Regions from separate parts of the Mus musculus genome. Here region 2 is linked to region 1. The links are chromatin contacts, found by Hi-C in ENCODE. All regions are on one chromosome and are shown on one strand. The core of a region is the stretch at or near the end of the contact, and the rest is flanking DNA. Distances in the headings are between cores, read along the strand shown.

What was found. A loop is a pair of places that touch in the nucleus more often than their neighbours do.
Region 2: a map of T-helper 17 cell shows a loop between it and region 1 (2.6-fold over the local background). The contact joins the promoter of Bach2os here to the enhancer-like site in region 1. A Hi-C loop is called at or near these places in 1 of 37 maps with a recorded cell type or tissue (T-helper 17 cell).

The regions. Positions count from the first base shown.
Region 1 is chr4:32,361,526-32,365,913 of GRCm38, forward strand. It overlaps a transcript of Bach2 not described here. Among named protein-coding and RNA genes, the nearest start is that of Bach2, 54 kb to the right of the region's middle. Within about 2 kb of position 2,191, at least 1 of the 3 ENCODE cell types and tissues checked has a DNase peak (open chromatin) inside an H3K27ac peak, as active enhancers do.
Region 2 is chr4:32,568,371-32,573,303 of GRCm38, forward strand. It overlaps Bach2os (BTB and CNC homology 2, opposite strand), which reads right to left and starts at 3,292. Exons shown (of 5, transcript NR_026843.1): 1 at 3,214-3,292. The region is part of intron 3 of Bach2 (BTB and CNC homology, basic leucine zipper transcription factor 2); the gene reads left to right.

The sequences.
Region 1 (4,388 bases), core at 941-3,440:
TTCTTGGCACCATTGCTGGGCATTATTAAACTCCCGAGGCCAGTGTACCCTTATCCATACTCTTAGTTCCATACCTCCCTTCTGCCCTAAACTTTAGTTGCTCTGTTGCATCTAGTCTCTGCTAACTCCCCTGATCACCTGCCTGTAGGAGTGAGCTGCGTGGCCACTCCGTTTCGAGATCTCACACAGCTGGTCACTTTTTCTCCATCAGAAGCGTGGCAAACTCTCCTCTCATTTCCTTGTGTCTGTCTGTCTCTTGTCTCCAGGGCCCCAGAAGTCCCGCCTATCCCTTCCACCCAGCAATTGGCCCATGGCTTCTTTACTGACAGATCATGAACCAATTGGAGAGCAGGATTTTAACATCAGGACCACCCCTACAGGACCAAACTGCCTATGTCTATATCCACGATCTGTGTTGCGTCTTTTGCAGTGGTATCAATGACTGCAGACTTATTATTAAGAAGGGCAGACCCTGAAGGCTTCCGTGACAAGCTCCCTGACCCCCCTCCCAACAATAAAAACAACAAAAGCAATCCAGACAGGAGCTATTGAAATGAGTCCTTAAAAATGTGATAAAGATGCTATAGCTCTTCACAGTTGATGGCTTCTGATAGGAATGGAGGTGGAAATGGACTCAATTTTATTTAAGGGACTGGCCACTGGGAGTTTGACCATGCTCCAATGTGGTAAATACAACTTGAACTTGGTGGGATTTTGCTATTGTTGTCATTGCTTTCATCTGGGGTTGGGGCAGGGCAAGGGTGTGAGGGTGGACCTGGGAGGAATGTGAAGCCAGTATGATCAGGTTGCATTGTATGATATTTTTAAATAATTAATGAAAATATTATGTTGGGAAAAAAGGGAAAGGTGGAAAGATAAAGTTAACTGTTAATTACTTCCAGCAGGATTCGCCCAGTTCTGGATAAAAAGAAGTGAGGGGGGAGCAAGAGAGAGAGGAAAGAAGAGGTGGTGAGGTGTTGCTAATTTGATTTGACTCCTGATTAGTTCCTTAGCTTCATCTTGCTCCAAGTTCAACTCTTGTCTCTACTCCATTAGAGTAGCTATTGAATGGGCCCACCAGCTTGTCCAGTATGTATTCCCTTCCTGCCCTCGCCCCTTTCTCAGAAACTACAGGATCCCTTCAGAAGGCCTCCCCTCCCCTCATGTGATGGTTTGTCTATGCTTAGCCCAGGGAGTGGTACTATTAGAAGGTGTGGCCCTGTTGGAGTAGGTGTGTCACTGTGTGTGGGCTTTAAGACCCTCATCCTAGCTGCCTGGAAGCCAGTATTCTGCTAGCTGCCTTCAGATGAAGACATAGAACTCTCAGCTCCTCCTGCACCATGCCTGCCTGGATGCTGCCATGTTCCTGCCTTGATGATAATGGACTGAACCTCTGAGCCTGTAAGCCAGCCCCAGTTAAATGTTGTCCTTATAAGAGTTTTCTCGGCCATGGTGTCTGTTCACAGCAGTAAAACCCTAAGACACCTCATCTAGCTTAAGTCCCCTGTTTGCTTTTGTGACCTCACCTCTGCAGTCCGGTGCTTGTTACAGTGGCGTTTCAATTATTCAGATCAGTCTTTACCATCCATCCCACAGTTAATCTCTGTGTTCTGTAGACCAGCAGATCCTTGTCTGTTTTTCCAGTGACCAGTACAGGAGCCGCCGTGTAGGAACTGCTCAATGCATAGCTGTCAAGTGGTCTTCTCCAGATACGGCTGGGGCCACAGGATGGCCGGCGATCCTTTCTTACTATGGTAATGCTTTCTAGGTAGAGGCATGTCCTCCAAGTGTCTCTGCCCTAGGGTACCTCACTCTGGCCATTGATCCCTGCAGGTGAATTTGCAGAGAACCAGATGTAAAACCAGGCTTTGCCAGTGCTGTCGAGCTGCTGAATAAGCCAGTCATGGGGCTGTTCTGCCCCCTGGCACTTCCACTCAGGGAAATAAAGCCTCCGTCTTGGTCACGTTAGGTTTACAGTTTTCTCTCATGAGATCAGTCTCTGACACAGAATGTCACAAGTGACTGACAAATGAGTGAGTAACTTTATCTCCCTTGGCCGGTTTACAGATTCCTCGTGTCCCTGTGTAATTGAGTTTTCGCTTCCTTCCTGTGAAGTCGGGCCTTGGTGACGATAATACTCAGCACTGAACCCAGATTGCTTTTGAGAGTTGCTGCCTTCACTCGATGCCCTGTAACCTGAACTTGAACTCCGACCCCCCACCTCTCACCCTTTGGCTCTGCACTTAGTTCGTAACTTCTTGGGGGCAAGTTCCTCTGTTAGGAGTTTGAGAGTCAGATGAAGTCATGCCGGCAGTTTCCTGTTTGCGAGCCTCTGAGCTGGTGACAAGCGCAGGCAGCTCTGACAGGTCTGTAGGTGTTGCCAGATGTGGCTCTGATTCACCCCCTCTGCTCGATAATTCCCCAGAGCTCTTCATCTCCCCAGCCGCCATCCCTGCTCTCCTCCTCGGGATGAGAAGATGTTGTGCCACCTTTCCGTGTGAGGAGATGAGCTGCTCACAGCCCGCCCCTTCATGCCCCACCTGCTTTTCTAGGGTTCAGGTGGGATGTTTATTGGTGCCTTTCTCTCCTCCCCCCATTAGTGTGGAACAGCCACAGTACAGGAGACTTTATTTGTTTCTGAACATTTTCTGTGTGAAGGACTTCGGTGCTCTACTGGCTCCAGTAGGCCCACCCACCACACACAAACACACCTCAGTGTAACACAACATAACCTGTGAAATGCAGGACTTTTCATAAATGCTACTTGAAACACAAAGACACTACTCTTCTCTCTCTGCTTAGCTGATTTCCCAGCCCTTGGGTAATAACAGGGAGAGACAGCCACCTGCTTTTGTAAAATGGTCCCTTGGTGATAAACCGCGGAGGCAAGCAGGTAGGTAACCCATCTGTGAGAGTTTGCCAGTGCCACGGGGAACACACACTGAATTTGTAATGTAAAAACTAGTGTTCTTAAACCAAAATAGGAATAGTGCTTTTGGCTCACCACCATCTTACACCATTAACAGGTTCTCTCTGAGATCAGGATTCAATCCTTGATACCTTAAAAGGTTAGAAGGACATAGCACAGATGCAGCAAAAGTGATTTGTACACTCAGGAAGTGCCAGACAAGAGTGTTAGTGTTCAAAGACACCAAACAACTACCCTTTCATGCTACCCAGAGCCCTCCTTGGTCCCCCGCACCTCCCAAAATACAGAGAATGGTTATTTGCTTGGCCCTACATGTACCTGAATGTATTCCTCTGTACCTTAATACTTTTAATAGAACTGTTTCCTTCCCTGACTTCTAAATTGTCAAGAAAAAAAAATACTGTGGTCCTTTCTATTCAGGGAACTGCGTTATAGTCTGGGTAAAGGACTTTACACAGCACTAAAATCTCATCCACCTCTTGCACTTATTTTGTTAGCCAGCACTTGTGCACAATATTGTATAAGAAGCACATGAATCTATAGATCAAATATGTCTGAGAATGAACAGACAAAAGTTCTAACTCATGAAGCTTATACGCAGCCAGGGAGGAAAAAAGATAAGCAAGAAGCAAACGGATGGTGCTGTGTTAGAACCTGACCATGGCTCCGAAGAAAACGGAGGAAATCCAGTGTGTGAGCAGAGGGCGGGGATGAGCAGAGGGTGGGGACGAGCAGAGGGTGGGGACGAGCAGAGGGTCGGTTTGCACAGAGGGAGCCAGTGCAGCCCTCTTGGGTTTCCTGGCTCATCGCTGTCAGTTTTACAGAATGCCATGGCAGCTTCTGTATTACAGCTATGACTCTGATGAAATGAGGGAAGTTCTGCCAGAGACTGACCCCCAGTGACTGGGGGCTTGCAGAGCAATGCAAAGATTACCTAGACTTTGTCTCAGGTTATCTGTCGGTTCAGTTTCCTTTTCTGAAAGTCATGTTTATCGAATAACAGATGAGCATGTCTCTGACACCTCCTGACAAATGTTCACAGTTAAACACAACCAGCTTCCTTTCTTAAGAGACCAAGAGATTCATCCAGCATGTTTCTTTTTTAAAGTCCTAAGAAGGCTCCCTTCATTGGGGCGTCTGGCCCACATCAGGGATGGATTTTGTAGTCCTGCTGCTGGCCCAGCCACATGGGAGAGCCTCACGCTGCGGGTAATCTGCTCCTTTTAACATGTGCTGTGTCTTGGTGGTGGTGGTTTAGGCTGCTGTGTCTTAGGCATGGAGCTTATTATGTCCATATAAATTGCAGATCGCTGACAGTGTGCTTTGAGTAGCATTGTGTCTGTGAGACCAGCTTTCTTGTGCGGCTCCCCTTCCTTTGTGTTTGCCATGTGGTTGGGTGTGTGAGCGATCCTCTTCTGCACTGTGGAATTCTGTGGATTTGTGTCTTCTCCCTGGCAGC
Region 2 (4,933 bases), core at 2,042-4,541, 210 kb after region 1:
GTCCTGGCTATTCTATAACTGAATCTATAGACTAGGGTGACCTTTAACTCACAGAAACCTGCCTATACCTCCCAAATGCTGGCGTTAGAGGTGTGCACCACCACATCACAAATTTTGATCATTTTCTGTAGAGCTCTCAGCTACTGCTCCAGCATTAGCCTCCATGCTTCCTGCCATGACCAAACCTCTGAAACTGTAGGATAGGACAACTAAATGGTTTCCTTTAGAAGAGTTGCTATGGTCATGCTGTCTCCTCACAGCAATAAGCCATTGACTAAGACATTTAGTTTTATAATAAAGTTTATTTTTAAAAATTTGAAACATGCACCCACAGCTCTAATTCGAAGGTCACTTTGTTACATGTCTTGATGTGGATTCTGGTAATGAATACCATGATGTGACCCATGCAAAGTTCTGGGGACAAATAAACAGTGTCATTGTCAAATCCAAAAAATATATAATAATTTGATCGTTTTCAACCCCAATTACCATCTCTCATCCCCCCGCCCCTTCCCACCAAACCCCTTCTTCTTCCCAACTGACTGGATAGCTTTCTGTGTAAGATTTTTACAATTATTTCTGTGGTTCCGTAAATGAAGCATGTTTTTACAAGTGCCTGTAATTGCTCTGCTTAATAAAAAGACGGCTTTGAATGGCAGCATAGGAGTCGACTGTATTCATGATTAAAACAGTGTTTTCATGTTGTCTAGAACATGCTCAGTGTTTGGAATTCCTAATGTTATATGCCTGGAAGAGGAAACCATATGACAAAGAAAGATGTGCCTCACCTCGCTCACAAGGCAATTCCTTTCTATTGCCCGATTTTATTTCTCATAGCAAGCCCAGAAGCTGAGTGGAGCAATTATTATCTCTGACTCACAGACCCTCAAGAGGTCTGGAACAGAGAGAATGGATTTCCTGGGACCACAATGCTAATTCCTGTGGTCTTAGGAGTGAATCTCAGATACCCTGGGGATAACATGGCGCAGAAGCATCTTGGAGAGCCAGTACATTGCCATGGTCTCCAGGGTGCCCACTCAGCCTGGCCCTGTACGCCTGTGGCTTCAGCTCATGTCTGATGAGAACAAAATATCAAAGCAGGAAAGGTTCCACAGGCCGCTCTGCTCCTGGGACTCGTAGAAGAAACAGATTCTTGGTTTTGGCTTTTGCTTCCAAATCTACTTCTCTACCCTCCTCCTTCAGTAGTCTCTGCCCAGCAAACCAGAGGTAACGGGCAAGTGAAATGTGTGCCTAAAAGTTTGGTGGGATGAGATGGGCAGAGTGTCACTGTCACAATTCCATAAAAACTGTGCAGAGCAAACATTGTAGAGAAATGCACCAGGGCAGAATAAGCATTGCTTAAGAGCAGGAACTTTTCCTCTTTTGTCTCATCTTTGAATTCTTTATAGGAAATTAGCTTTTCAGTGATATCTTAATTGAAATGAGGGAAATGGTTTAGGCTACAGGATGTGGGCAGTCGTTAGGCAGCAGTGATCTCCCAGCCTCCCTGTCTAGGTTTTCTCTCTGGCCATGTAAGTGTGCCGAGAAGGCAGGTTAGGTCTCATGCAGAAGGTTCTCTGCCCTTTGCCATCTCTAGGTCAGGGGTCCCTGGCTACAAACTGCAGGAATTGATTTCACAGACTGCTAAAAAGCTGGGACTCCCACAAAGTCTAACCTTCCTCCGGGCATTGCTGGCGAGCAGTGTAGGTCCCATACTGAAAAATGACCTCTAATCCTGCACTTCCTGTGGGTTCCAGAGGCAGGGAGAGAGTCAGCACTTTGGCAAGACTGGTATGACCAACAGGAACATATTGTGCAAACCGCAGCAGTGGCCAATAGTACCCTCTTTCACATTTGGCCTGCTGACTCAGTGACTATTCCTCTGTCTCCAAGCCTTAACCAAAAACCAAAGCAGTCCACAACTAAAGAGATTCATCGCCTACAAATCTCCCAGGCCTGTCTACCGTGCAGCCTCCCTGCCCAGAGTCCACTGGCCATAACAGCAGGCTATTCGGACAGGTGGGGGCGAGAGTTAGCAGAATGTTTCATTGTGTCATATTGTCTACTCTGTGCTGTCTCTGGGGACCCAGAGAGTAAACACCTCTGATGAGAAGTACCGTCTGGAAGGATATGTTAGGCAGGAGCACTGACTCAAACAGCAAGCTGTACAAGCTTGTGTACGTTGTATTAATCTCCTGGAGGAAAGAGCAGAGGCGTGAGCTTTCTCGCAGCTGGTCGGCTTTCCAAGACGTTGTCACATTACCTAGTTTTCAGCCCTGTGTGGGGTACATGGATGCACACAAAAGCTTGTGAAAATATTCCTCTGGAAAGGCCCAGGGCTGCCCCTCATCTCCAGGAATGCCCGCCCGTTGCCTTGGAAACAGCCGAGGGCTGAGGTTGAGCCTCCGCATCCCTTGAGGAACAAGGCAGGTGCTCCCACCTGCTGGTCAGTGTAAGTTCCTCCTTGCTGTGTGGCTAGCAGATCTACAAACAGAACCCAGCACAAGAGTGAGGGCTCCCTTCCCCCTGAGAGAGAAGAAGATGTATGGCTGACTGTTTTCTTCTCCACTGACCGTCTTTAAAAACGAAGCCCGATTGCAACAATCCCTGATGAAATTCCATGTGTGGTTTGCTTTTGCTCCAAGGACTTTGACACTGCCATTGTTGATTTTCCCTTTCCCCCGCCAACCTTCCATCCTGTCTACCTGGTCTGTGTTTGCTGTCTAGATGGCTTTAAATACAGTAGCGCTCGGTGCGGAAGCCCTTTAGACTTTCCTTGTGATCTGCTCTGTGGCATGTTTTCTTTCTGCAAGTAAGCAAATACAGTCTGGAGCTGAAGTAAGATGGCTCTGCTGTCAGTGGAAATAGAAGTCCCCTGAGCCCCAAGGGTGCACAGCTTTTGTGATGCCCAGGTGCTATGTCTCCAACTGACGACCTGTGTGCTGCTGGGGCACCATCTAGGATCTGAGTGTCTGTTATCCAAAGCTTGGAAAATGGAGATAAACAGTGCACTGTATCATTGGAAGCCTAGGAGAAACAGCCCCACAGGCAAAGGCCTTTCCAACAGCCTGCAAAGGAGCCATTTGTCCTGCCTGCACTCACCACATGGGAGGCATAGTAAGTGCCACATGGAGTAAGTGCACAGCTAGGAAGTAACCCGACAGAATTTTCACCCGGCCCTAGGAAAGGCAAATGATTCTTTAGTGTGCTTACCTTTGTGCATGGTGATCAACTGGGCACAAATACCAGGACTGAGCCTCATGACTATCTGATGCAACCAACAGATAACTCCCAGATTCAGGGCAGACTAGCCATACCCTTGACCTCTTAAAGAACACAGACTCAACACTCCACCCTCTGAATCCTAACAGGAAGTTGCTTTCTTCACCAATAAACCCAGGCCCACATGCTTTCTCCAGTGACTCTTTTTCCTGAGAGATCTGTAAGATTCCTGGGCACGTCCTACACATGTCTAGCAAGCCTTTTGTGGGGACCCATCTGAATTGTGGAACAATACTGGAACAATAAAATGTGCTTTAGATTTTAATTTTTCATCATTGAATTTTTTGTAAATAACTTGTATAGATTACATTAGAAATATTTTATACACTGGGATAAATGACATGTTCTTAAAATGAAACTCACCTGGATTGTTTTGTTTTGTTTTGTTTTTACTTTATTTAATGTGGCCGCTTTCAATTTTTTGGTTTCTTGCAGGGGTGGGGGTGTTGGTTGAGTTTTTCTGAAACAAGCTCTCGGTATTTAACCTTGGCTAGGCTCAAACTCAGAGATCCACCTGCCTCTGCCTCTCAAGTGCTGGGATTAAAGGTGTAACACAACACACCTGACTGACATACACTTGTAAGTTTAGCCTCTCTGACTGGTGTTAGTATTAAAGGTTAGCCTAGCACATGACATTTAGGCTTACATTGCCATCTGCTGGCCAAGCCAAGAAATTGAATATGAGAAAAAAACCTAAGCAACCTGAGCTGGGTCTAATAGCCTGGGCTGGCCTGGAACTCCACAGGCCTCTGAGGGTGGCCTTAATCTTCCTGCCTCCACCTCCTCCCAAGTGCTAAGATTGCTGAGGTCATAACTGTGCAGGAGTTGCAGAAACAGATGTAACTGCAGAAGTTCCCAAACCATCAGCACCGCCTTAGCAAGGAAGGGCAGAGAGAAGCTGTTAAAAGTCACAGACCTGGGGCTGGAGAGATGGCTCAGTGGTTAAGAGCGCCAGCTGCTCTTCCGGAGGTCCTGAGTTCAATTCCCAGCACCCACACAGTGGTTCTCAACCATCTGTAATGGTATCTGAAGTCCTCTTCTGATGTGTCTAAAGACAGTGACAGTGTACTCAAATATATAAAATAAATAAATCATTTTTTAAAAATGTCACCGACCTGAACTCCAAACCCCATGGAGACTGACAAGGCCCTAGAGAGAGAGAGAGCCTGGGCTTGCTCTCAGCTTCTGCATCAGACACAAAGTCAATGTTTTCACACAAAACAATTAGGGTCTTCAGTAGCCCATGCTGGCCTTAAACTCAGTTTGTCAGTTTGTAGCTAAGGATGACCTTGAATTCCTAATTTCCATACCTTCACTTCTTGTGTTTATAGATGAGGACCACTCCCTGCATCAGGTCTCCATAGTTGCCGTTCTTACAAAATAATACATACTAAAATTAAACAACAGAGAAGACACCTCCAGAGTTGTGATATCCTCTCTTCATTGTTGTGGAGTTTTATTTATTTATTTCTATTTTATAGTTGTTTGTGTGTATGTCTGTCTGTACCACGTGTGTGTCTGGGGCCAACAGAGACCAGAAGAGGGTATTGGATTCCCTGAAACTGTAGCCACAGATGATTGTGAGCTGCCATGTATGTTCGTGTGTGTGTGTGTGTGTGTGTGTGTGTGTGTGTGCTGGAAATCAAACCTG